2 separate regions of the Homo sapiens genome follow, and region 1 is linked to region 2. Evidence: chromatin loops called from intact Hi-C (ENCODE). Cell type or tissue: heart left ventricle. All regions are shown on one strand. Links, peaks and the distances in the headings refer to the core of each region. The heading gives the core; the rest is flanking DNA. Region 1 overlaps ARHGAP17 (Rho GTPase activating protein 17). Region 2 overlaps AQP8 (aquaporin 8).

The links. Peaks named below come from ENCODE experiments on the same cell type or tissue, not always from the same donor. Only the 100,000 strongest peaks of a DNase experiment are listed, where the experiment ranks them.
Region 1: it touches region 2 in a loop (3-fold over the local background); 5 of 110 quality-filtered maps call a loop at or near these places.

The regions. Positions count from the first base shown.
Region 1 is chr16:24,926,922-24,937,986 of GRCh38, forward strand. ARHGAP17 (Rho GTPase activating protein 17) reads right to left here. Exons shown (of 20, transcript NM_001006634.3): 18 at 8,549-8,718; 19 at 3,863-4,483. Among named protein-coding and RNA genes, the nearest start is that of ARHGAP17, 83 kb to the right of the region's middle. In heart left ventricle, for the core only: no CTCF peak of the experiment used is centred there; a DNase peak (open chromatin) is centred at 4,259.
Region 2 is chr16:25,220,305-25,231,369 of GRCh38, forward strand. AQP8 (aquaporin 8) reads left to right here. Exons shown (of 6, transcript NM_001169.3): 3 at 1,153-1,279; 4 at 4,058-4,272; 5 at 6,764-6,898; 6 at 8,140-8,628. The coding sequence ends at 8,188. Among named protein-coding and RNA genes, the nearest start is that of AQP8, 8.9 kb to the left of the region's middle. In heart left ventricle, for the core only: a CTCF peak has its summit at 5,142 (motif pointing left); a DNase peak (open chromatin) is centred at 5,117.

The DNA.
Region 1 (11,065 bases), core at 1,979-6,978, 290 kb before region 2:
GATATGTGAATCTAACATAGAAATCTGATTAAAACTATTTTCTTCTAGATAAAAATGATAAATAGCAGGCCAGGCACAATGGCTCACACCTATAATCCCAGCACTTTGGGAGGCTGAGGAGGCCGGATCACCTAAGGTCAGGAGTTCGAGACCAGCCTGGCCAACATGGTGAAGCCCCGTCTCTACTAAAAATAAAAAAAATAGCCAGATGTGGTGGCAGGCGCCTATAATCCCAGGTACTCAGGAGGCTGAGGCAGGAGAATTGCTTGAACCTGGGAGGCGGAGCTTGCAGTGAGCCGAGATTGCGCGTATATTAAGAACTGTAACTGGCTAACAGAATAATCTTGGACTTTCTCTTATTTCATCTTCAACAATTTAGACAGATGTCACCACTTTACAGATCAGCCAGGTTGTGCCTAGCCTATGTTATACCAAGAGCTGAAATTCTAACTCAGTCAGGTCTGACTCCATAATGTGTGTTCTTCCTACTATACCTCAAGCTTGCCTGATATGGAAAAGAATGGAAATTAAAGAAGTAACAAGGACAGCCCTGTGACCACCTGTTCCACATCTGGGTACACACTTAGTATTCCGAATCATTGCAGCAAGCATCAACAAAGCCAGTCCTCCTTCAGTGCATGCACTATTAGTAGGGATGCAAGCAGGCAGGGTTAGGGTGGCCAGTTAGTAACAGGCATGAGTGCACAAATATGATCATCAAGTAGCAAAAATGCATTGGCCAATCAGGTGCCTTTTCCTTACCATTAAATATTCCAATCTCAGTTCTTACTGAATATGGCAGGTCATACATCTAAATTATTTAATAAAATGTTTAAATTAGAATACTCTTTGCTAAAATCTATTACTTCAAAAATAGCAAGATGTAAACTCTTTTACATGGGAATTAAAACTCTTACTGCTCTCTAGAGTCACAATTAACAGGAGACTCAAAATGATGCCAGAATGCCGGCATCCTCCAGTGCTGGTGCTGAGCTGTGAGAAGTTGGCTGCCAAACCTGCTTGGCAGCAATAATCTCCCCCCAAGAGTTTATCTTAATCCCATTAGCCTTAACCCAACTCTTTAAAACTCTAACTTAATCCAATTCTAAAGGAATAACCTGTTTTCAGGAATTTGTCCATCTAAAGTTTTCTAAGTGAAAACATTATGTCATAATAAAGGACCATCCTGTCCAAGGAAGTTATATATTTTTTCCTCCTTGAAAAACCCAATGGCTACATCCAAGAATGGTTAATAGCAGTATGATCAATACTAGCAGATTAAAAAATTCTAAATGTTGGCCTTCTGTGTACTTTCAGTGGGAGGCCAGGGGATTTTAAGATAGTACAGGTTAATTCTGTAATACAAAGATAACTCTGGTAACCTGGAATTTCTTGAGTTAGGAGAATTCATAGCATAGACCGGTTTTTAAATAGCTAGTATCTTCGGGAAACACATTTTTAATGTAAAATTTCACTTATCTAATAATTACAGGCAGTATATTACAGTGTTGTAGCAGATCAGTAAACTAAACTTGTGGAATAAATACACCCCGGGTAACAATGGTATTAAAAAATAGGCATAATTCTGGTTTGCAATCTTTCATTTAAATAAAAGGAAATATCTGATAATAACATTTTGGTGTGTCACAAGCATGAAATTGTGGAATCGCACCCGGGCCTCCTCCCTGTTTTGAAGGCTACACTCTGGTTTTCCACTTACGGTTCCTACAGAAAGTCTTACTCAGACCTAAGCTGTGAGCACTCTGGCTAAGGGGCCCACAGTAGGCCTAAGGCTCAGGCCAGCTGATTAAAGCAGCTGTACATATGATGAGGGCCTTATGCTGTCCACATGTAGACCCAGCGGCAGACTTAGATGAGCTCACAGTGCCTTTTAAAAAGCTCATATGGTTTAATAAAGCAAAACGTAAGCATGCTAGGATGCAAAGGAATTTAAAATAATTCAGTGTAGGGTATTTGGCGGAAGATTTTTTTTAATTTTTTGGTCTTGAGAATTTAAAATATCAAATTAAGAAGCTCCATGCAGTTAACTTGCACTTAAAATACAAAAATTTAAAATTAAAGCTCAAGACACAAAGGACACAATTTCCTCCCGTGCTGACTGCACCTGGGTCCTCTTTGGTTGGATGCTGGTGAGCCCATCAGTGACAGGTAAATCACACTGGGAAGAGTAGACTGCTGCTAAGAGGCTCACCAAAAAGATAGAAGATATTCCTTTTTTTTTTTTTTTTTAAAAAGAGGCAGGGTCTCACTCTGTCATGCAGGCTGGACTGCAGTGTGCAGTGACACAATCACTACCCACTGCAGTCTCGAACTCCTGAGCTCAAGCAATCCTCTTGCCTCAGCCACTCAAAGTACTGGGATTAGAGGCACGAGCCACTGTGCTTGGCCCCTAAGAAAGAAGATACTCTTCAAGAGCAGCTTGAAATCAGGCTCTTGATCTACTGACATCTACTCCTCGAATTTGAAGCACTGCAGCTCAAAGTGCTTCTGATAAAAATAAAGAAATGTCAATATGCTACAGAATGGATGGCCTATTGGCTGTCAGGGCACACGGTCAAACGGCTGCTCCTGAGCACATGGTCAAAAGCACATATGCAAAACACGGCTAAGCAGGAGCATTTGGAGCTGTGGGGCGAGCTATGGGGCAAGCTGCTCGGGGCCATTACAGACCTTAGTCCTGGAAACCTTCCCCACCTGTGAGGGCACTAGGAAGGGCATCTATTGGGAAACAAAACAAACAAACCAACATGGCTTTGTTGTTTTCAAAATAAAAGCTCTGATGGCATCAGAAAAAAAGTTATTAACCATTTATAACATGTGCAAATTATGTATTATATTCCTGAAAAAAGTTATCAAAAGCTGTTAGAATCAGTTAACCGTCACCCTTTGGGTTAATGGAAACCTTGGCACATTTTTAGCTGCAAAGTCACTCAATATGGTTGGAAAGCCCAGAGGTGTATTTCAGCTTCTTTTCCGAAAGTGCCTCCACTTAGAACAATTTAAACTAGGCTGCTGTAAGAAATTATTTGAGGCCCCTAATTACCATTTTTAAAAACACACTAGAAACCCCCATATTCATCCTTAAATTAAATAATAAATTAGAGCATTTGGGATGGAAATATTCTTGAAATGTTAAATAAAATGGTCATGTTCTAGACTATTAAAAATATGCCATTAGGTAGCCCACTAAAACCTGTACAATCACCACCACTTCCAAACAGGTTCCCACTGGGTCTACAGGAAAATCTTGATTCTTCCCTCCCAAGCCATTAGAACATGACAGTGCCCTGAGATCTCCCTTCTGGAGCATTCAATTTGGCATAAATCATGTTTTTTAAAGTTATACCTGAAATTCTGTACTTAATATGAACACTTTTACTCTTAGAAGTACTGTTTAAGCATTTTAATGAGGAATTCACTAAGAAATAAAGTTCATGCTCGTGTTGTAAAATACCTTCCACCTGGAATAAAAGCCATTATGTTGAGAAAAATGTAAACGTACATAGGTCTTAAACACACAAGCAACTATAAGTCAGGGGTCGGCAAACTTAAAGGACCAGGCAGTAAATGTTTCCAACTTTGTGGGCCACAGGATCTTTGGTCACGACTACCCAGCTCTGCTGTTTCAGCACCAATGCAGCCACAGACAATATGTTAACAAATGGGTGTAGCTGTGTTCCAATAAAACTTTAATGACAAAAACTGGCTGCAGGACAGGTTTGGTTTGGCTTGCGGGTGTAGTTTGCTGACACCTGGCATAAATCAAAGCTTAAATAAAATGTAGTAGTACAAAAGCAATGTAGAGCAGACGAGGAAATACGGGCATTGATGTCCTACTTACCTGTTACTATCTTGGAAGCTGTTGGTGCTGTGTTGGTGAGGCTGCTGTCCCCAGCTGAGTGGACACCAGGAGGTTGGGGGGGTGGGGGCACGCTGGGCCGGTTCCTTGGCTTTGGTACTGGTCTCGGTCTCGGTAAGGTTCCAGCATGTGGCTGTGCAGTTTCAGGGTTACCCCCTGCCAGGGTCTGAGGAGCTGGCAGACTGGGGTTCTGTTTTCCTAGGGGCGGAGTACTGGGGGGCGTTGGAGTCTGGGGAGGGGTGTGAGATGGCTGCTCAAGTCCATGCTCACTGGGCAATGCCATGGGGTTGGGAGGGCCCTGGCTATTGGGTTTGGTGTGCATCAGTGGCGTGGCCTGCGTAGGGGGCTGCGGCGGTGGGTGATTGGGAGCTTGGATTGGAGACAAGCTGCTGGAGTACCTCCGGGGTGCTGAGAGCTGGGAGGGGGCGGAGGGCTGGCCTGGAGGCTGGCCCGTGTGCTGGGTGGGAGGAGAGGGGCTTCGGGTGGGTGGCTTTGGTGACAGACTGGGTGGATGCTGAGATGTTCCTGAAGAACTCTGGCCCCCGGGGTGGCCAGGAGGTGGGTTGCCCGGTTTCGGGGGTGCTGGAGCGGGTTTTTTAACAGCTGCACAAAAAGAGAAAAAACACCTTTCAGTAGGAACAGTGAGGCAGCAACCAACCCTGGCCAGGAGCCCAAATTTAACATCACCAGTAATAAGGTACACCAGCATCATGTACCTCTGATGAGAGGTGGTCAGGAGGGCACCACACTGTGTCTTCCTCCCCAAAGCCCATAACCCATCAGAAGAACATCTGACAAACACAAATTGAAGGCCTTTCTTCAAAATGCCTGACCAGTACTCTCCAAAACCATCAAGGCCATAGAAAAGCACAGAAAGACGGAGAACATGTCACAGACAGCAGGAGACGAAGAAGATACGATGACTACATATAATGTGGGCTCCTGGATGAGATCCTGGGACAGAAAATGGACATGAGTGGAAAAACTAGGGAAATCTGAACAAAATGTGGAGTCTAGTTAATGGTAATGAACCGCAAGGTGCAGTGGCTCACGCCTGTGATCTCAGCACTTTGGGAGGCCAAAGCAGGCGGATCACTTGAGTGCAGGAGTTCAAGGCCAGCCTGAGCAACGTGGCAAAACCCCATCTCTACAAAAAACTACAAAAATTAGCCGGGCGTGGTGGCATGCGCCTGTAATCCCAGCTACTCATGAGGCTGAGGTGGGAGGATCCCATGAGCCTGGGAAGTCCAAGGCTGCAGTGATCACACCACTGAATTCCAGCCTGGGCAACAGAGTGAGACCATTTCAAAAAAAAAAAAAAAGTTGGGGGGGATGGGGGGACTAGCCCAATGTTGACTTCTGAGCTGGGGTAAATGTGCCATGGTCATGTAACACATTAACAACAGGGGAAACTGAGTAAGGGGCATATGGGAACTCTCAGCATTATCTTTGCAACTTTTCTATAAATTCAAAATTACTCCAAACAAACAAGTTTATTTTAAAAATTAAGTACATTATGCACATTTGAAAGGGCTTTAAAGGCCTATCGTTTTGAAAGTTCAATAAGAAGAAAACTGTTAACAGAGGCCACCCCAATGACACGGAAGTGCTGCCCTCAGCCCACTTAGCAGCCTCCTCATTAGGGCCCCATGGGAAGACGCAGAAAGAGGCAGAACAGCCAGGAGGGACCACCAAGCATGACTAGTTCACCCTGATATAACATGACCCCTGATCCCAAGCCACCTTCTCCTTGAGAGTTTGATTGGTTTGATTGGTCTTAATAACAGAATTTCTACCAATTCCGCAACCATTTGAGTTAATAGATATGTCCTGGACAAAAGCATGAATAAATCTGGAAGAGTTGCCTTAGAATTATTTCTCTAAAGAGAGCTGAATCACATCACTCTCCTCCCTACACCAGCTGAGATCAGGGATAGGAACCTGGGACTGATGAGGGCAGGAGGGAAAACAACAGATCTGGGGCTCTGGTTTTGGGCTGGGAGGGGTAGGGGGAAAGGAGAGATTTTAGCCTTTTTCAAACTCTGCTAAGATCCTACTGGTTCTCTAAGAAAGAAGGAGAAGGAAATGAAGGAAAGAAATGAACATGTATCACTCTTATCACCAGTACCAAGTAAGGCCTTTTATATAAATTATGCACATTATAATTTATATAAATTATCTCATTCAAGTTTCATAAGCTCATTGCAGGGCAAGCTCTGTTATCCCCATTTTCACAGAGAAGAAAACTGAGGCTTGAAGAGGGCCAGTGTTTGGTAATAGGTCACACAGCTAGTAAGGGGCAGAACTGAGACTCCTGCCCATGACATGTGGACTCCCTGAATGCTTTTTCCTCTTCCTCCTTCCCCTATTCCCCGGCTGCCTGTTTACAGGGCCCAGAATTCAGGATTGAAAAGGGTAAAGTCTCGGTGGCTCATGCCTGTATTCCCAGCACTCTGACTGGCTGAGGCAGGAAGATCACTCAAGACCAGCCTGGGCAACACAGTGAGACCCCGACTCTACAAAAAAATAAAGCAGCCAGGCATGGTGGCATGTGCCTGTAGTACCAGCACTTTGAGAGGCCAAAGTGGGAGGATCACTTGAGTCCAGTGGCTGGAGGATGCAGTGAGCTATTATCACGCCACTGCATTCCAGCATGGGTGAGAAAACGAGACCCTGCCTCTAAAAAACATAAGAAAGGAAAAAAAAAAAGAAAAAAGGGTAAAGTCTACTCTGCTACACTGGTCTGGAACTTTCAACCCTGGAACTCAGAAACCACCAACCAGCTTACATTAGCTGTACTCCAGACTGCCATCGGCATTTAAAAAAAAAGTCTAGTTTTCTGTTCTAAGCAATACTAATTGTAAAGTCATACTGAATAAAAGCTCGTTCCTGAAATTTAAGGGTGTGAAGAGGATGGGGAGAGGGAGCGTGGGAGCAAAGTGTCAGGGGGAGGGGGCTGGGAGAAATGGAGGCCTTGTCTGAGACCACCTCAGAGGCGCAGGGGGTGGGGAAGGAAAAAAGAATCAAACCCATCCTGCGAAGAAGCCTGGGAGCTGTGATTTCGGGAAGCATGAAAGACTCTGAATGCGGCTATAAGGAAAAGAGTCTTCTTAATCCAAAACCAGAGTCACACCTGGAATCTAGGTCCAGAAGACTAACTTCCCTCAAGGATCAGCTGAGATCCTGATAAGATGACAGGGCCCAGAGAGGCAGCCTGAAGAAGAATAAAGTGGGGGTCTGCAACCAAGCAGTGGACTCGGATTTGCCTCCCTGCCTATGATTTGTAGAAATTCCACTAACATTTGTGTAGTGCTTTGTAAAGACCATGCTTCTATAGACAGACACAGTGAATTTAATCCATTTTTTTTTCTTTTTTCGGGACAGAGTCTTGCTCTGTTGGCCAGGCTGGGGTGCAGTGGCACAATCTTGGCTCACTGCAACCTCTGCCTCCCAGGTTCAAGCAATTCTCCTGCCTCAGCCTCTTGAGTAGCTGGGACCACAGGCGTGCAAGCACCATGCCCGGCTAATTTTTGTATTTTTAGTAGAGATGGGGTTTCACCATGTTGGCCAGGCTTGAACTCCTGGCTCAAGTGATCCACCCACCCCGGCCTCCCAAAGTGCTGGGATTACTGGTGTGAGCCACTGCGCCTGGCCTCTCTTTTTTATTTTAGAGATGGGGTCTCACTCTGTTGTCCAGGCTGGAGTGCGGTGGTGCAATCATAGCTCACTGCAGGCTCGACCTCCTGGGCTCAAGTGATCCTCCTGCCTCAGCCTCCTGAGTAGCTGGGACTATAGGTGTGTGTCACCACACCCAGATAATTTTTAAAATTTTTTTTGTAGAGGTGGGCTCTCACTATGTTGACCAGATTGGTCTCCAACTCCTGGCCTCAAGCGATCTTCCTGCCTCAGCCTCCCAAAGTGCTGGGATTATAGGTGTGAGCCACCACGCCCAGCTGGAAGAAGTGATTTTTGAGGTGAGACCTGAATGGTAAGAAGAAACCATGTGAAGATATGGGACAGAATGTTCTGGAAGCCCTAAGGAGGGGATGAACTTAGTTCATTCAAGGAACCAAGAGTGGAGTGTGTTGAGAGGAGGGAGTGTAAGCTCTGGGCTCAGAGGTAGGCCCCACCAAAGCACAGAGAACCCAGGGTGAGAAGTTCGCATGGAAGCCACTGAAGAGTTTAACCAAGAGACGACATGATCTGCTTGGAGTTTTAAAGCAATTCCCCTGGCTGCTGGGTGGAGGACTGCAGGGAAGACAGGTGGGAGCAGTTCAGATTCTGTTAATCAGGACCTAGAAAGCCTTCACCCCAATTCCGAAGCAAAAGTGCCTCCCAGACCCACAAAGCTGAGAAGTACAGAGGCTGTGGTAGTCTCCAAACAGAGCGAGGGCTTGGGACACCAGGAAAACTGGGAGCATTTCTGCAGAACTGACTGTTTGTTAAGCTTTGTCACGCCTAAGGAAAAACTAAATGTCTGCTTTTCTGTTCTCTATTTTTTCCTTTTTCTTTAATGACTTTTCTCTTGAATGACTGAATTTTCTGCTTGGGATTTTACAACAGACATAGAAAAGATCTGGCCACAAACCTCACCATCTGAATCCTTGCACTAACTTAAGGAGGTCTGCACAGGCTTCCCTGAGGGCAAGGAGGACGGTGGCTGCTTACCTCGGCGCAGTGTATGCGGGCTGGGCCCTGCAGCATTGTGAGGTTGGCCCATGGAGAGCTGGTGGGAGCCAGCAGCTGCCTGGGGCTGATTTTGGCCAGATGCTATCTGACTGTTGTTTCTCCCTGGTGCTGGCACAGCTGCAGATACAGGGTCCTTCGGTTTGGGAGGACTAAGAGGAGTAAAAGTCAAGTTAGACGTCAGACAATCCCAGCTAGAAAATCTGAACATACTGCACATAAAACATAAGATTCCAAGCAGAGTTTTCACTTCGGCAGGCAGGAAAAGGATCTGAAATTCTAACTAGCTCACACTGGGCTTATAAAGCTAATGTTTACTTGGTGCCATATAAAGAGCTAATGTTTACTTGGTGCCATTTTTTTTTTAAGAGATGAGGTCTTGCTATGTTGCCCAGGTTGGTCTCAAATTTCTGGACTCAAGCAATCCTCTCCTGCCTCAGCACCCTGAGTAGCCGGGACTATAGGACTATTTATTTTATGAGATTCGTTGCATCAGACTGGACTCCAACGACTCTGCCACTCCAGTATCATCAGAGAGACCATTTCAAAGCAACCAATGCGGAGTTTTCAGTTCTACTGCGTTTGGACTTAAATTGGGCAGTACTTAATACCATGAAATGGCTTTTACATGTTGACATATACACTGTACAAAACTAAGCAAAAGCCATGGCAAAATAAGACCCTAAATGATAAAGGGCTTGATTATTATCAATAACTTGGACTGAAGAAGGAGAACTCAGAGGCTAAATGACTACTCGAAGTCCAGAGTTGGTAGCAGCAGGATAGAGATCAGAATTCAGGCTTCCTGTTTCCTGGCCCAGAACTTTTTATACCAAACTCTGTAGCTCCATTTTGTCAAGGTCACCAAAGAGTGAATAACATTAGTGTAATGTACATAAAAATACCTACAGAATACAGTATAAAAAACAAACAGCAGGCCAGGCACAGTGACTCACGCCTGTAACGCCAGCACTTTGGGAGGCTGAGGCACATGGATCACTTGAGGTCAGGAGTTCAAGACCAGCCTGGCCAACAAGGTGAAACCCCGTCTCTACTAAAAATACAAATATTAGCCAGGCGTGGTGGCGCATGCCTGTAGTCCCAGCTACTCTGGAGGCTGAGGTGGGAGAATCGCTTGAACCCAGGAGGTGGAGGTTGCCGTGAGTCAAGATCATGCCACTGCACTCCAGCCTGGCTGACAGAGCGAGATGCTGTCTCAAAAAAAAAAAAAGCAAAGTAACTGACATTCCATTTGTCCTTCTGCATTAAGACTAATTATTGTCTTAAATAATACATTTAGCCTTGATTAAACAAATGGAATGTCACAAGGAAATGAAAATATGTAAATTGGCTGGGCATGGTGGCTCATGCCTGTAATCCCAGCACTTTGGGAGGTTAGGGAGGGAGGACTGCTTGAGACCAGGATTGAAGACCAGCCTGGGCAACACAGTGAGACCTCGTCTCTACAAAAATTTAAAAAAATTAGCTGGGCATGGGGATGCACTACTATAGTCCCAGTTGGGAGGCTGAGGTGGGAAGATCGCTTGAGCCTGGGAGATTAAAAGGCTGTAGTGAGCCATGATCACACCACTGCCCTCCAGCGTGGGTGACAGAGCAAGACCCTGTCTGAAAAAAAAAAAACAACAAAAAACAGGCCGGGGCAGTAGCTCACGCCTGTAATCCCAGCACTTTGGGAGGCCAAGGCAGGTGGATCACTTGAGGTCAGGACATCGCGACCAGCCTGGCAAACATGGTGAAACCCCATCTCTACTGAAAATACAAAAATTAGCCAGGCATGGTGGTCCATGCCTGTAATCCCAGCTACTCCGGCGGCTGAGGCAGGAGAATCATTTGAACCCAGGAGGCAGAGGTTGCAGTGAGCCAACATTGCACCACTGCACTCCAGCCTGGGCAACAGAGCGAGACTTCGTCTCAAAAAATAAATTAATAAATAAAAATAAATAAAAATAAAAAACAAAACCAAGAAAAAGAAAATAAGTGAATTTGCTTAGACTTTTTTCCTTCAAACAAAAAAATTTAAACCAAAACAAGTACATGCATAGGGCACAATTATTGACAAGCTAACGTGCAGCCTATGAGGTGCACGGGAAGCCCTAAGAAGTCTGAAGTCTTAATTTTTTTTAACCCCAAAGTAAACTTTCCCAAGGTGAAGAAAATGGAATTCAGGAATGCACAAAGCATTCAGCATTCAGTTTTAATGGTGAAACAAGATTCCTATCTCACGAGCAGCTTCACACACAACAAGGCTCTCCCTTGCTCATCCCAAGGACGATGAGAAAGGAGTTCTTTCAAGGCAAATTCATCTCTCTGTGTGGGAAATAAACGTGTGGATAAACAGCCTGTCCTTGTTTTGTGCACATTTATTTTACTTCATATATGATCATTCGGTGTGTTGTGGATGGCCAATGCAGAACATATGACAACAAAAATTTTGGCACACATGTATGCAAAGCTAAGCAGCTGTCAGTTCCAAACCAC
Region 2 (11,065 bases), core at 2,242-7,241:
TCCCTTTCTCTCTCATTGGGGAGTATCCATTCCTGGAAACCAGATGGATTCAGGAGGCCAAACTGTGACAATATTTCCTCCATCAGAGTGGGACTGGTTGGGACACTGATGTGAGTGCAGCCACCCTGGCTCTGGGGCCTGGGCTGGTTGAACATCTTGGTGAACACGAAGGCTCTTTACCCATGAGCCAGGGGGTGGCTGATCAACTGCAACCTGCCCTTTGACCTCAGGTTCTGACTTGTCTAATTCCCTTCCACACCCCAAACTCCCAATCCCAATCCCTAACCTGGTCATGAACCTCCAACTCCACCCCGTGATTCTCAATGCCATTTTCAGCCTGAACTCCAAATCTGCATTTTACACCCATCACACTTTCAGACCACAAGTAGGGTTTTCACTGGCTGAGCAGTTCAACCAATCAGGAGGTCTTATTCAGGGCCTAGCTACTCATAAAGGGAGACCCGGGCCGGGCACGGTAGCTCGTGCCTGTAACCCCAGCACTTTGGGAGGCCGACGTGGGTGGATCGCTTGAGGTCAGGAGTTTGAGACCAGCCTGACCAACATGGTGAAACCTCGTCTCTACTAAAAATACAAAAATAAGCCAGGCGTGGTGGCACACACCTGTAGTTCCAGCTACTTAGGAGGCTGAGTCAGAAGAATTGCTTGAACTCAAAAGGTGGAAGCTGCAGTGAGCCGAGATCACACCATTGCACTGCAGCCCGCGCGACAGAGCAAGACTCCGTCTCGTAAAATCAAACAAATCATAAGGGGAGGCCTGGATACCGCTCTTGGGCTACTAACTTGGAGCCTTGGTATCTCAATCTGACCTGTGGCCACATCTCTGAAGGGCTGGAGGGAGGCTTGGAGGGAGTCAGGGAGGAGTTAAGGGATGGTCTCCCTACACGCTCTTCCTCCAGGGCCATCCTGGGGGCTGGGCTTTGGACTTAGAGGCTGCCCTTTATCTCTTACCCTCTGCCTGGCATCTCAGGGAAAATGGAAGCAATTTGGTGCCTCTTTGTATTTGAGCTGGGCCCCGGACTGACTCTTGCCCTGAGAGGCCAGCCTGGTGGGTTGGCTGGGACACACTGTCTCAAGTGCCAGCCATGTGGTCAGCCCTGGGCTCATGACTTCCTCTGCTCTTGTGGGTTACAGTGGTGGACACTTCAACCCTGCGGTGTCCCTGGCAGCCATGCTGATCGGAGGCCTCAACCTGGTGATGCTCCTCCCGTACTGGGTCTCACAGCTGCTCGGGGGGATGCTCGGGGCTGCCTTGGCCAAGGTGGGTAAACCCCAGGGGCTGGGCTAGTCTTCCTCTCTGATGGGGCTGCTGGAGGTGCATATGTGGGTGTGTGTGTGGGACAGTGGGGAGTGGGGAAATGTCCAATCTTTTGCTTGTTTCTGCCAGTGGAATTGGTGGACGTTTTTCTTCTCTCTTTCTTTCTTATTGCATTTTATTGTATTTTTTATTTGTTTGTTTTTTTGAGATGGAGTCTTGCTCTGTCACCCAGGCTGGAGTGCAGTGGCCTGATCTTGGCTCACTGCAACCTCTGCCTCCTGGGCTCAAGCAATTCTCCCACCTCAGCCTCCTGAGTAACTGGGATTACAGGCGCATGCCACCATGCCCAGCTAATTTTTGTATTTTTAGTAGAGACGGGGTTTCATCATGTTGGCCAGGCTGGTCTTGAACTACTGAGCTCAAGTGATCTACCTGCCTTGGTCTCCCAAAGTGCTGGGGTTACAGGCATGAGCCACTGTGCCCGGCCTCTCTTTTTTATTTTAGAGATAGGGTCTCACTCTGTTGTCCAGGCTGGAGTGTGGTGGTGCAATCATAGCTCACTGCAGGCTCGACCTCCTGGGCTCAAGTGATCCTCCTGCCTCAGCCTCTTGAGTAGCTGGGACTACAGGTGTGTGTCACCACACCCAACTAATTTCCTCTGCCTAGGAAAACCAGAGACCTTTGTTCACTTGTTTATCTGCTGACCTTCCCTCCACTATTGTCCTATGACCCTGCCAAATCCCCCTCTGTGAGAAACACCCAAGAATTATCAATAAAAAATAAATAAATTAAAAAAAATTTTTTTCTGTAGAGGTGGGCTCTCGCTGTGTTGACCACATTGGCCTCCAACTCCTGGCCTCAAGTGATCTTCCTGCCTTGGCCTCCCAAAGTGCTGGGATTACAGACATGAGCCACCGAGCCTGGCCAGCCACAGAGTTTTCATAGCTTTATGCATAAATCCATGGATAGACTTTCTCCCTTCATCCCTCTTTTTCTTTTTTTTCCCTCTCTTTCTTTCTTTTCTTTTGCCCTTAAGTCTTGGTTCAGCCAGGGATACTTCAAGCCCTTCAAGATGTGGGCCTTGCTTGGTGTGTGTGTGGGGGGTGGTGGATGGGGGAGCTCTGTCAGCTTGGCTGTGATAGGGTCTGAAGCTGTAAGTGCTGACCCACCGCAGACTTTGTTCTCAAGCCTCACTTTACTGTCATCCCCTGCTGTGGTCTCTCCATGTCCCAATTTGAGAGCCACAGCCTGTTCCCCTGTCTATGGAACACGCCCGGGACCTTCCTTCTCGGCTTCTGCTCTGAAAAGCAGTGGCCAGACTCGAGCTCAAGCCCTGCCACTTAAAACCTGTCAAACATGGTTCTGACAGCTGCGGGGCAGCAGGGTTCCCTAAGCACATTCTTCCTGCTAAATGTTTTACACATATTCTCTTATTTCATCTCCCAGCAACTTTATGAAAAACCATAGTCAGTTCATAGAGAGCGCTTACCTTGTGCCAGGCACACCAACGGCCTTGTCTGTGAGCTGGGAGCTGTCAGTATCATCCCTATTTTATAGATGAGAAAACAGAGGTGCAGAGAAGCAGGTAACTTGCTCAAGTTCAGACGTGCCTGTAAGCAGCACAGCCCCGACTGGATCCAGAGTCCAGAAGCTTGTGCACTGCACTGTCTTTCCCCTTCGGGGCTGTGATAGCCCTGAGGCCGATCGCCCATAGAAATAATTGAGCTCAGGCTTCAGGGCTCTCCTGCACATGCCCCTTCCACGGTCCTGTGGGGGCTTAGCAATGAGTTCACCTGATCATATGTGTTTGTAAAGTTTCTAAGAGTAAGGTATTTTTAGCCACGCATGGCGGCTGGTGCCTGTAATCCCAGCATTTTGGGAGGCAGAGGCGGGAGGATCACTGGAGCCTAGGAGTTCCAGACCAGCCTGGGCAACATAGTAAGACCTTCCATCTCTACAAAAAATTTTAAAAAAAACATTAGGTGGGCATGGTTGGTATGTACCTGTGGTCCCAGCTACATGAGAGGCTGAGGTAGGAGGAACACTGGAGCCCAGGAGGTCCAGGCTGCAGTGAGCTATGATCGTGTCACTGCACTCCAGCCTGGGTGACAGAGCTAGACTCTGTGTCAAAGAAAAATAAAAAGATAGTTTATGTTCTTTTTCTCAAAGAGGATCATCTAAGTTACATAAGTTTTAGGTCTGTAACCTGGAGCCATGACTGGGTTATCCCCATTTTTCTTTTTCTTTTTCTTTTTTTTTTTTTTGAGACGGAGTCTTGCTCTGTTGTTCAAGCTGGAGTGCAGTGGTGTGATCTCAGCTCACTGCAACCTCTGCTTCCAGAGTTCAAGTGATTCTGGTGCCTCAGCCTCCTGAGCAGCTGGGATTACAGGTGCCTGCCACTTCACCCCGCTAATTTTTGTATTTGTAGTGGAGATGGGGTTTCACCATGTTGGCAAGGCTGGTCTCAAACTCCTGGGCTCTAGTGACCCACCCATCTCAGCCTCCCAAAGTGCTGGGGTTGCTGGCGTGAGCCACCACGCCTAGCCCCATTACTATTTTTCAGCTGAACAAAGTGAGGCTCAGAAAGGTTCAGTAGTTCACGCAGGGTCGCACAGTAAAATCTGGCAGAGCTGGGATGTGGATGCAGGTATATCTAACTGAAATTGGACATAACCCTTCACTGGCTCTTAAGGTGGGTAGCATGCGTTTTTTAGGCCCTCTCCCCTCAGTTTCCAGCTGTCTCTCTGCCCCACTGTGAGGCTCAGCAGCTTCTCTGTGCAGGCGGTGAGTCCTGAGGAGAGGTTCTGGAATGCATCTGGGGCGGCCTTTGTGACAGTCCAGGAGCAGGGGCAGGTGGCAGGGGCGTTGGTGGCAGAGATCATCCTGACGACGCTGCTGGCCCTGGCTGTATGCATGGGTGCCATCAATGAGAAGACAAAGGGCCCTCTGGCCCCGTTCTCCATCGGCTTTGCCGTCACCGTGGATATCCTGGCTGGGTGAGTGTCCCTTGGCAGTGGGGTGACCATGCCCAGATCTGTGCTGTTCAGCTCTGGGGGATTTCAGGCCTGAGGGTCACAGATTCAGTTGCTATTAGGGGCCAGGAAGGTGCTGCAAATGGGGAGGGGGGCTGGCATCAGGCAGACAACAGGGAGTGGTGGGGACTGCAGTGTCAGAGGTGCTGCAGTCAGTTCAGCTCTTGTCAATTATTGCTGGGTACATGGGTCTGGGCTGATGCTTTCATTCAAAGGAAGTCAGAAATTTAAATCTGTATGTGATGTTTTCCAATGTTGGTAGCGTAAATACAACATTTCTGTGAACTGTGTTCATTCGGTCAGCGGGCAGCCGGGTTTTAGCCTCAGGCTTACAAAGAGCATGTGTAGCTGTTGTCTCATTTATTTTTAGACTCCCAGCAGGCTTTGGAAGGGATTAAGTAGACAAGATTGGGGATGATGTCTCCCGTTTTATAGATAAGGAAACTGAGGCTTAGAGAGGACAGAAGTGACTTATTTAAGGTCAGTGGGCAGTGGCAAATTAAGTGATAGATTTGGGACAAGAGGCTGAGTGAACCCTTTTAATTTTTGTTGTAGAGATAGGGGTCACGCTCTGTTGCCCAGGCTGGTCTTGAACTCCTGGCTTCAAGCCATCCTCCTGCGTTGGCCTCTCAAAAGTACTGGAATTACAGGCATGAGCCACAGTGCCCAGCCCAGGGAGCCCCTCCCTAATGTCTGACTCTTTCCTTTCTTTTGGACACAGAACCAAGTCTAACCTTTCTCCTGGGTCAGCTCTCCCTCAACTTTGGGAGGTGGAGCCTGGGGCAGGCTGGGGAATGTGTGTGTAAAGCTGTGGCCATGCTTTGCTGCCCCCTAGTGGTCTTTGATTCACTTACAAGCCCTTTTTTTTTTTTTTAGCTCCGCTTCCCGGGTTCACGCCATTGTCCTGCCTCAGCCTCACGAGTATCTGGGACTACAGGCGTCCGCCACCACGCCCGGCTAATTTTTTTTTGTATTTTTGGTAGAGACGGGGTTTCACCGTATTAGGCAGGATGGTCTCGATTTCCTGATCTCATGATCCGCCCGCCTTGGCCTCCCAAAGTGCTGGGATTACAGGCTGAGCCACCGCGCCCCGCCTACTTACAAGCTTTTTGACTTCGAAGCTGGACACAGGGTGGGGATGAGGTCTACAGGCCCCCAGCTGGAGAGAATGGGGTAAAGACAGAGCCCCAGAACGAGAGGAGTGCACCTGGGGAAGAGTCTCCCTGTAGGATTCTGGGTCTTAAGCTTGTGGTGCAACAAGGGCCTCATCTGGACCAGCTAGATTAGTTAATGCTTTTTGTACATTAATTATATTCGAGGTGTGGGCTCCATTTGCATTTTCTCATTCACTCCTGATGACAACCTATGGGATAGTCACTTTCACCTCACCTGAACACAGAGAGGTTCATGGAGGTTCCCACACCTAGAACTATCTGGGCTGGGGTTTTTCTTTCTTTATATGTATATTTTTAAAGCTTTGTGGGTGAACCTAGTAGGTGTATATATTTCTGGGTTACATGAGATGTTTTGGTACAGGCATGCAATGCATAATTATCACATCAAGGTGAATGGGGTATTCATCCCCTCAAGCATTTATTTTTTGTGTCACAAACAATCCACTTATACTCTTCGTTATTTTATTTTATTTTTAGTTTTAGTTTTTGAGACAGAGTCTTGCTCTGTCACCCAGGCTGGAGTGCAGTGGCATGATCATGGCTCACTGCAACTTCCAACCCCCAGGTTCAAGCAATTCTCCTGGCTTAGCCTCCCCAGTAGCTGGGACTACAGGCGTGTGCCACTATTCCCAGCTAACTTTGTATTTTTAATACAGACAGGGTTTCACCATGTTGGCCAGGCTGGTCTCTAACTCCTGACCTCAAGTGATCTGCCTGCCTTGGCCTCCTAAACTGCTGGGATTTCAGGCATGAGCCTCTGTGTCTGGCTGAGGTTACATGAGATGTTTTGATACAGGTATGCAATGTGTAATAATCACGTCAAAGTAAACGGGGTATTCATCCCCTCAAGCATTTATTCTTTGGGTCACGAACAATCCTATGATACACTTTTTGTTATTTTATAATGTGTGGGCTGGGTTTTGAATCTAGGTCAGCTTGACTCCAAAAGGATTGAAACTGATTGACTTTCCTTTGTAGACTTTGGAGCAAATGTAGCTCCAGCTTCTCTTCCTGCCATCACCCAGTAGGCATTTTTGCTGGGCATTCTAGAGGAGTGTGTGGGGAGTGCTGGACTGCACGCCCAGCGGGGAGCCATGCCTTCTGCTTCCTGGTGCTAATAGCCCCTCTGCCTTCTTTAGGATCTACCCAGGAGCTCATGATGTAGGAGTTTAGAGAGGGTTTCTGGGTGGTGTGTGACTAGGCCTAGTTGGGGACATGAGTGTGAGGTGAGGTGGGGTTTGGCTGGGATCCTGGTGACCTTGGTGCCTGGGTGTTTGCAGGGGCCCTGTGTCTGGAGGCTGCATGAATCCCGCCCGTGCTTTTGGACCTGCGGTGGTGGCCAACCACTGGAACTTCCACTGGATCTACTGGCTGGGCCCACTCCTGGCTGGCCTGCTTGTTGGACTGCTCATTAGGTAGGAGTGTGACACAGGGTCACCGGCCCATTGGATGGGCACTTGGCAACATCTCCCAGAGAGTCCGGGACTAGAGGGCTAGGCTCTCACTTGGGTTTGGAAGAGAAAAGAGGGAGCCTCTTTAGAGGCAAAGAAAATGGCTCCATCTAGGAGCTTTGGTTGCAAGTGACAGAGATCTATTTCAAAATAGCTTATGTCATAAAGAGGAATTCATTGGCTCACATCATCAAAAACTTCACAGGTAGCAGTGGTTTCAGGTGGCGCTCAAACAATGTCTTTAGGACTTGGTCTTTCTCCTTTTCTTTTTTTGACAGTTTCCCTCTGTTGCCCAGGCTGGAGTGCAGTGGTGTGATTCTGGCTTATTGCAACCTCCGCCCCCGGGTTCAAGAGATTCTCCTGCCTCAGCCTGCCAAGCAGCTGGGACTACAGGCGCCGCCACCACGCCCAGCTAATTTTTATATTTTTAGTAGAGTCGGGTTTTCACCGTGTTGACCAGGCTGGTCTCGAACTCCTGACCTCATGTGATCCACCTGCCTGGGCCTCCCAAAGTGCTAGGATTATAGGCATGAGCCACCGCGCCCAGCCAGTTTTTGTGATTTTTTTGGTAGAGATGGGGCTTCACCATGTTGGCCAGGCTGGTCTCCAACTCCTGACCTCAAGTGATCTGCCTCCCAAAGCGCTGGGTTACAGGCGTGAGCCACTGCACCCGGCTTCATTTAATTCTGGGCTTTCAGAGTGGCAGCAATGAGCATCTTCAGGAAAAGGGTTAGAAACCAAGCAGGACCCGGGCATGTGGTTCACGCCTGTAATCCCAGCAGTTTGGGAGGCCAAGGTGGGTGGATCACTTGAAGTCAGGAGTTGGAGACCAGCCTGGCCAACATGGTTAAAACCCTGTCTCTACTAAAAATACAAAAATCAGCCAGGTGTGGTGGTGCTTGTCTGTAGTCCCAGCTACTCGGGAGGCTGAAGTATGAGAATTGCTTGAACCCAGGAGGTGGAAGCTGCAGTGAGCTGAGATCATGCTACTGTACTCCAGCCTGGGTGAGTGAGACTCTGTCTCAATTAAAAAAAAAAAAAGAAACCAAGCAGGAAACTGTCTCTCTCTCTGCAAGGGGATCTGGCTATTAAGGCTGGGGAGGCTCAGGAAGTCATCTTTCTGGAGACTTCTGAGCCTGGAGACATGACGAAGGGCTGGGTCTCACCTCCGGGGCAGAGACCTTACTGGGTCATCTTTCTTGCAGGTGCTTCATTGGAGATGGGAAGACCCGCCTCATCCTGAAGGCTCGGTGAAGCAGAGCTCGTGGGATTCCTGCTGCTCCAGGTGTCCTCAGCTCACCTGTCCCAGACTGAGGACAGGGGAGTTCCTGCATTTCCTGCCAGGGCAGAGGCCCAGAGGAGCGACCCCCTGCTTCCACTGCTTGGGCCTGCTTTCTCAGATAGACTGACTGCTGAGGAGGCTCTAGGTTCTTGGAATTCCTTTGTGCTCATCAGAGACCCCAGCCTGGGGAACACGCTGCCCGCACTGCCCAGAGAGCAGTGCAAACACCACAACACGAGCGTGTTTCTTGAGAGGAATGTCCCCGAGTTGGACAAGGAGGCTGTTTCTGCACATCAGCTCATTTCCCGCACCCCATTTCTTGCTTGATTGCTTTGTTGGGGGCCTGGCCACTTCCTTGCTTCTCAAGCTGACAATTCTCACTTTGCAATAAATAGTCCAGTGTTTCCTTCCACGTGCTCACTGGCTTGCCTTTCATTTGAGAAATGGGCACTGCTGAGGAGAAAGCAAGCAAAAAAAAAAGTCTGGGGTTAGGCCTTGGCTGGGGTTAGGCCTGAGCTGATCCCACAGCCCAGCTCAGAGTCCTGGGCCATGGCAGGCTCTTGAAGTTGAGGCCAGACCAGAGCCTGTCTCCACTTGGACGGGCCCATCCTGGAGCTCTGTCTGGAGCTCAGAGTGCATATTGAGTCCAACTTGGAGTCTAGTCAGAGTCAATTCCAGATCACAGACCTCAGGACCCTGCTGAAAACCCCCAGGCAGAGTCCAGGGTCTGGCTGAGTGCCCAGTGCTGTCCCTACTCGAGTGCTTGGTGCTGTCCAGGACATGGGTCAGCCCATTCATTCACTCTAGGTGGGGAGGTGGGGGGGTGGGTGGGATTGGGATGGGCTGCAAGAATTTCCTGAGGAAATATTAGGTTGGTGCAAAAAAAATTTTTTTTTTTGAGACAGAGTCTTGCTCTGTCACCCAGGCTGGAGTGCAGTGGCATGATCTCAGCTCACTTCAACCTCTGCCTCCCAGGTTCAAGCACTTCTCCTGCCTCAGCCTCCCAAGTAGCTGGGATTACAGGCATATGCCACCATGCCCAGCTAATTTTTGTATTTTTAGCAGAGACGGAGTTTCACCATGTTGGTCAGGCTAGTCTTGGACTCCTGACCTCAAGTGATCCACCCACCCCGGCCTCCCAAAGTGCTGGGATTACAGGCGTGAGCCACAGTGCCCAGCCAGTTGCCCAGCCAGCCCATTACTTTCAATGGCAAAAACTGCAATTACTTTTGTGCTAACATAATAGAATCCTGAACAAGTGACACAGTACAGGCCTGAAGAACCAGTGGCACTTGGGTGGAAGATAGGAGTATAACAGATAAGAAAGGACGGAAAGACACACCCTGGAAGTCACCCCTTCGAAGTAGAGTATGTGTCTTCTCCATAAGAATCGATGGGTCATTTATGGAAGATGATCATTATAACACCAGAAAGAAGGGCCAGGGAGAAACCACTCTCAACAACAACCGAAAACTCACCCACTTCAACAAGATGAGCAAAATGCTCACTTGAGCAAAAATGAAGAAAATCACCACTACAATAAGAGATTGTCCATGGAGGAAATAGATTCACGATATAGCCACACATCCAAACCATTCTCAGGGAAAAGGAGAATAACAAACAAGAATAACGATGACAACCCGACAGAATAGAAAAGGGGAGGAAAAAATATGATACAATCAGAAACAAGCAAATTAGGACATTTACAGAGTTCAAAATGGGTCAGCCATGGTGTTTCACGCCTGTAATCCCAGTACTTTGAAAGGCCAAGGCGGAGGATTGCTTCAGGCCAGGAGTTCGAGACCATCCAGGCAACATGGCAAGACCCTGTAACTACAAAAAATAAAAAAATTAGCTGGGCAGGTGGCACATGCTTGTAGTCTCCTCTACTTGGGAGGCTGAGGTGGGAGGATCGCTTGAGCCTGGGAGGTTGGGGCTGCAGTGAGCTATGACAGCACCAATGCACTCCAGCCTGGGCAACAGAGTGAGATCCTGTCTCAAAAAAAAAAAAAAAAAAAAAAAAAGGCCAGGCGCTCTGGCTCACACATGTAATCCTAGCACCTTGGGAGACTGAGGTGGGAGGATCACTTGAGGTCAGGAGTTCAAGACCAGCATGGCCAGCATGGTGAAACCCCTTCTCTACTAAAAATACAAAAATTAGCCAGGCATAGTGGCGGGTGCCTGTAATCCCAGCTACTTGGTAGGCTGAGGCAGGAGAATTGCTTGAAACCGGGAGGTAGAGGTTGCAGTGAGCCAAGACCATGCCACTGCACTCCAGCCTGGGCAACAGAGTAAGACCCTGCCACAAAATAAAGTAAAAGAAGAGTAAAAAATATTAAAAGTTACTATTTTGTTTGGTGAAATAATGAAATAAATCTTTGATTAATCTAGTAAATAACAAAAGATATACATCCATACATATATATACTTATATGTATATAGCTAACATTTATGGAGAGTTTATTACATGTTAGGCACTGTGCTGAATGCTTTACACGTATTATGTCGTTTACTCCCTACGACAATCCTATGAGATAGTACAGTGGGTTGAATAGTGTCCTCCCGAAATCTGTGTCAGTCTACAGTCTTAGAGTGTGACGTTATTCGGAAATAGGGTCTTTGAAGATGCAATTAAGGTACGGGTCAAGACGAAATCCCACTGGATTAGGGTGCCCTTTTCTTGTAAGAGATAGTAAAAGAGGCGCAGAGACACAAAGGAGAAGGCCACGTGAAGATGGAAGCAGAGGTTAGGGTTATACTGCCAAAAGACAGCACCAGGAGCCGCCAGGAGCAGGGGGAGGGAAGGAAGGTTCTCCTCTAGAACCTTCGTGGGAAGCCTGGCTCTGCTG